Regions from separate parts of the Homo sapiens genome. Here region 2 is linked to region 1. The links are chromatin loops, found by intact Hi-C in ENCODE. Cell type or tissue: Calu3. All regions are shown on one strand. Each heading gives the region's core, and the rest is flanking DNA. Links, peaks and the distances in the headings are about the cores only.

What was found. Peaks named below come from ENCODE experiments on the same cell type or tissue, not always from the same donor. Only the 100,000 strongest peaks of a DNase experiment are listed, where the experiment ranks them.
Region 2: it touches region 1 in a loop (2.2-fold over the local background); 3 of 110 quality-filtered maps call a loop at or near these places.

What each region holds. Positions count from the first base shown.
Region 1 is chr7:41,003,828-41,006,750 of GRCh38, forward strand. It overlaps a transcript of SUGCT not described here. Among named protein-coding and RNA genes, the nearest start is that of LINC01450, 25 kb to the left of the region's middle. RefSeq lists an enhancer at 2,385-2,923. In Calu3, for the core only: no CTCF peak of the experiment used is centred there; DNase peaks (open chromatin) are centred at 1,604 and 2,524.
Region 2 is chr7:40,845,999-40,848,921 of GRCh38, forward strand. All of the region lies in intron 13 of SUGCT (succinyl-CoA:glutarate-CoA transferase), which reads left to right. Among named protein-coding and RNA genes, the nearest start is that of LINC01450, 130 kb to the right of the region's middle. In Calu3, for the core only: no CTCF peak of the experiment used is centred there; no DNase peak of the experiment used is centred there.

The sequences.
Region 1 (2,923 bases), core at 154-2,653:
CAGAAACAGAAAAGCATGCTTTTCTTATCTCTCTTTTCCTAGGAGCAGTGATATAATGCGATTGAAATCTCTTGCCTGTTTATTGTATCATCATCCATAGCTGTATGGCTCTACGATATTCTGGAAAAGGTATAGATACAGTTAAAATAAAAATCCATCCCACCACATTATCATGGCCTTGGGGTACATTTTCCAAGATCCACCCTCCCCATCCCTAGGCATCTTTCTATTGCTTCCTGGATCGCCCCACTAAGGACATATGTATCTGCTTGTAGCCAGTGCAACTGAGCTCCCCAAACACAGATTCCCATGAAAACTGAACAAAAGAGGAGGGAGAGGCAGAGCATGTTAAATGTCTCATTAGGCCTTCTGTCTGATTCTCATTAGATTCGCTGACTGCTTCTCATTAGGCCCATTGCCTCAACTTCTTTCAGGCCCTGAATATGTAGGCCAGTGCTTATTGTCATGGTTGGTCGAGAAGATCCATTTCATTTATTCATAAATTGAATGTGGCTTCTGAAAAGTCCCAGGCATTTCTTTTGGCAAAGTGAAGGCAGGCGTATTGTTGTTATTTGCTATTTTTTGAGCAATCCTAAGCAGGGTGGGCAGAAGAAATAATTTAAAAGACCCAGCACGAAAATTTCAAACACTGCTGCAGAACTGGAGCACTGGGAGACACATTGTTGCAGCCAAGAGGCCAGCATCATATGCAGACATCTGCAATGGGACATCATGGGCACAATCACAAATACCACCAGGTTCAGAGAGGAACTGCTATGGCTCTAACAAGATGCCCACTGGGCAGGCTATGGAAGACAAGAGCTATCAGGGACATCAGTAAGTTGCAACTCCTGTCCTCCCTGCTGTTTGAAAACATGTACCCAGTGTTTTGAATTAAGAACCAAATAATCACATAGAAAAGTTACTGTACAGTAAAATATTCTACAAATTATGGGTATAATACATTACCCTTGTGGAAAAAAAAAAATAACTGGCATCTCAATATTCTTCTCATTGAAACAAGTAACTGATCCCTTCCCCTGGGAAGAAAGCTCCCAAGATATGGCAGGAAGTTAATGGAACTTAGAGACAATATGTTTATTGTGACATCGGTGGACTTGGCCCTGAAGAATCACACAAAATACATATCTGCAATGGAAAAAGTAAACATTGATGAGCATTTGCCCAAAAAATGGCAAGCAACTGCGTACTTCCTATGCTGTCTCTTTGCCATTGTTTGCTGTCTTTGCTTGAGTTTCTCTCCTGGGTGCATGTGATGTGCGCCTAACATGACTTTCAGAGTCATCTGGTGCCTAGAATCAGAGAGATGATTTTCATAAGGAATTATTTTTTTAATTTTCCCGGACAGTAAAGTTTGAGTGAGGAGATTTAGTACCCTTTAGAAAGCCAGTGTTTCCCCCTCAGCTGAAGGTATGCTCTGTGTTTGATACAGACCTATCGAAGCAAGTCAGGCTGCCCAAGAAACACTTTTCTGAAATTGAATGTTAATATTAGATTGGAAACTTTCTTCCTGCCCCATCCCCCCACCCATGAGGGATAAAAGAGGTGTCTCCATATAAAGTCTTCTCCATCAGGAAGAAATGCGGGTATTCCCCAAGGAAGGAGAAGGGCCATGACTCACTGAGGAGGTCCAGGGTGTGGTTTCTTTCAGACAAGCTCCAGCTGTTCCAAAAGCTGGAAAGACATGGCAACTTCTCCTTTGTGGGTTTTGTTCAAGTTTGCAATGTCCCATTTTGAGGTAGCACTGGAATCCTCTTTTTACTCTGTGCTGTGGGAAGAATTTCCATGTGGGTACATGACTGTTATCAATGAGGTTACCTATGTTTAGGTTTGTTGCCTTTATATCAGGCTATGTGGTCAGCCTTATAAGGACCTATGTGAAGATCAGGGCATAGAACTTGCTGTTAGGAAAGGGCATGGTCATTCCAAAGATGCTTCTATGCTGATTTCCCTCACCCCCAATACTGACTTCTAAGCCAGTTTCCCCATCCTTGGTGACTAGCCCTCAACCTTGTGTAAGTACTCCCATTTTGGGGAACTTGACCTCCGAGCATTCCAGGAAATGTGTATCCCAGACTGCAACGTTCATTCACAACATTCCCAAACAAAACTTGTTTTTCTCCCAGTTGGCTTGCAGAATATACTGTTTTGTGAAGCCCTCCTAAGATGTATTGATAAATATCTGAAAGAGACATGCTTATTGATGTCTGTGAGACATGACTGTGGAGATGACATAAAAATTTTGGCTCCAAAGCTTTTCAGTAAAAAGCCCAGTTCAGAGACAGGCTGTAACAATGGGCTGAAAATGATCTTGGCCTTTCAAGCGCTTTATCCTATCCAAAGTTTCAGCAAGAGAACCTGATCTCCCAGAAAGTATTGCTTTTATTGCCAACCATAGAGAATCACTGACAAAACTAATTAAAGAATTTGAACCTCATTTCCTCTTTCATTAGCTGACCCTCAACCAGGGGCTGGACTCCAAACAAAGGCACTCTGAGCCAACAAGATATAGAATGTGAGCCTCTCACCAGAGTAAAGAGGGCTGCATGCTCTCATTCTCCTCTTTGAAAGAGCTACTTGAGTGCAAAATACCTTGCCCTTTTTTTTATAATGGAAAAAGCTTTGGGTTGCCATCAGAAATAATGAAGTTTGAAGTTCCTGAAAGTTATTCATTTATTGGACTTGACTTTCCACCCTTCCCTTGAATTCCAGGAGCCAGGTCAAGACAGTGAGTTCTCATGGAAAATTAAGTACTTTTGCAAAGGTGCTTAAAGAAATATGCTTGTTTCAGGTTTCAGGCTCTCAAGGGGATGGTGGTCATTGATTTCCAGGCTTAAGACAACGATAAAGACTTCCAGATATGAATGAGCTTATATGGAATTCAGCCAGTCTACCTGAAAGG
Region 2 (2,923 bases), core at 120-2,619, 160 kb before region 1:
CTGTTTAGTTGCTCCTTTTAAAATTGAATCGAAACGTGATCTGGCTTCTCTGACTGGAAATTTCCGGTTTTTTCCTTAATGGAGCACAGAGGCAGAGGAGGTGAGGAGAAGGTCACTACTTTGAAGGACTATGGAGCTTAAAATATTCTGGCTATAGACTTCAGCTGAACCAATTTTGTTTTCCATGGTGAAATCTAACCAAACAAAGTCTTGGGAATGCGCCCAAAGAGCTTGTATTGAATATTTGAATTCTAGAAGGCAAAGAAGAGGAAGAATTGATTATTTTGGCAAAGAGCACGTTGTCAGCAAGGTGTTTCTTCACCCTTTTGAGTATTCGTGAGTGTCTAAAATAATGACACGCAAACACTAGTGTTGGAAAAAAAAAAAAAACAGTCAGGAGAGAGCTTCTTCCAGTCCCACATTTTTCAGAGACCTCAGCGGAAGGTTTGGGTAGCACACTTTGAGGGGAGACAGCATGTTTACTAATGAATATGAATAGTATTTCCTTATGGGCCATATATTTTTCCAGTAGGAAATGGATAATCTACTATGACATTTCAGTGGGTTGGAACAAGATAGATAAATCAAATACAAGTTGCCCTGTTTCTTTTTCAAATGAAAGATAAATGCCTTAATGGATTAGCAATCATGAAATATATAAGTATTTATAATACAGTACTGCTTTATAACACCATCTGCTAAAGAATGGTATTTATCCAGCCACTGATATGAGAGCAGATTTTCTTCCACATTATGCAGGGAGGAAGTACATCCCAGTGTTAACGAGCACGCACTTTGTATTTAACCAGCCTAAGTTCTAATGAAATTCTTCAGTTGACAAGCTGTGTAATTTTGATACAGTTACTTAACCCCACTTTCTTCATTGAGAAAATGGTGTCATAATGATCCTACCTTTTAAATTCATTTAGTGCATCAAAGAAGGTAATATATAGAAAGCATTATGCCAAGTGCTTAACACGTGTAAGTACTCAATAAATAATAGCTAGTATCATCATTCCACTGGCCAAAATTGGCTACACACAAAATGAGCCATTTCAAAGTATTTGGAATGTCTGGAGTGAATGCTTTTTAAAGGAGTACTGAGGAACTAGATTAATGAGTTTCTCCTCTAGTCCAGGCAAGTGGGTCTCTACACTGAAACTGAGGCATGTGTCAATCTTAATAGGCTAGTTTGTGGTGGGATAACAAACAATTCCCAAATAACAGTGTCTTAAAACAACACAAATGTATTTCTTACACTACCTGTCCATCATGGGTTGACAGGTACCCAGGCTGGTGGAACAGTCACCATTCTCACACACTGCCAAAGAGACAGGGAGACCGACAGGGTCTTAAATCAACAATTGAGGGTTCTGTCCTGGAGATGACATATACATTTCTTTTCTTTCTTTCTTTTTTTTTTTTTTTTTTTTTTTGAGATGGAGTCTCACTTTATCACCCATGCTGGAGTGCAGTGGTGCGATCTCAGCTCACTGCAACCTCCACCTTCCGGGTTCAAGCGATTCTCCTGCTTTAGCCTCCTGAGTAGCTGGCATTATAGGCGTGCATCACCACGCCTGGCTAATTTTTGTATTTTTAGTAGAGACAGTGTTTCACCATGTTGGCCAGGCTGGTTTCAAACTCCTGACCTCATGATCTGCCCACCTCAGCCTCCCAAAGTGCTGGGATTACAGGCATGAGCCACCACATCCGGCCCACATTTCTTTCATTCACAATTCATTGGGCTCACACAGTTTTACCCAACCCCGAAGGGACAAGGGTGTGTAATACTGTCATATTCCTGGAAACTAGTATAAAGGAAAGTAAAAAAAAATCTCAGGACCCCCAAACTCCTTTGCAAAAGGGAAAGTTAAGCCTGGAGGCTGAGTCGTGCAATGCCCTTTTCCAAATGAAGCTGTTACTGGCATTATACATTAGCCAGATCCCCACAAGGTAAAAGGCCTTGGGCATCTATGAAAGACTGCTCCCACAGATCAATCATGGGCAAATCTTTTGCTGGCCTCCCAGAAACAAGGGCGTGCCAATTATAACTTTAGGCCTGCAATGTAAGTCTAGCTCCTAAATCTAAAGTCTGTTGGATTCCACACCGATGGTGTAGATTACAAGCTTATCTTTCCAGGTGCAGAACAAAGATAAGAGGAGACCAATTATTTCCACCTACCCAGAGAAACTTGCATAATTTACACTTCCTTTACTTCTTTTTCTCTTCAAACATTCACCTTATTACATGTAAAATGTAGATTTACCTGGCACTAACTAAAGTCTCACAGGAATGTAACCATCCACTCTACCTTGTACCTGGCCCTCTTCCTACATGCTTTCTCTCCCCCTTAAGGAAATGTATATATACTGGACAGCCTGAAAACTCTTGGGAAAAATAGCCACAGCTGTGTCTATGGCTCGTGTTTTTCCTGGATGTACCCTAAAGCTGGCTTAATAAACCTCCATGATTGAGACTTTTTCCTCAGTGCCTCATTTCCGTTATCTGCAGAAACTGGAAATTTGGTGGATAACACTGATGACTATCAAAGGGTCATTGATGTGGTTAAAAATAGACAACCTATAGATACTGGCACTTGAGGCCCTCCTTATTAAGTTAAAAAACAATGAGCCAAAATTGATTCAAGCAGTAGTGATATATGGCGTTTCTGAACTCTGAGTGAGACTGGAGACATATCTATGTTGGTGGTACATACCACAGGATGCCTTGAGTTTCTGGGACGCCTGGTCCCGTAAGCAGTGCCATGGATTGAGTTCTTCTGTTAAAAATATCCAAAGCCACATTTTTTCTCTATGGCCTTATCTCACCATTCCATGCTAGTTAAATAGCTTTCTCTGTTTTTATATCACATCTAATGGGTTTAATGTGTTCTAAGTGTATGGCTCCATTTGGTGCATTGGA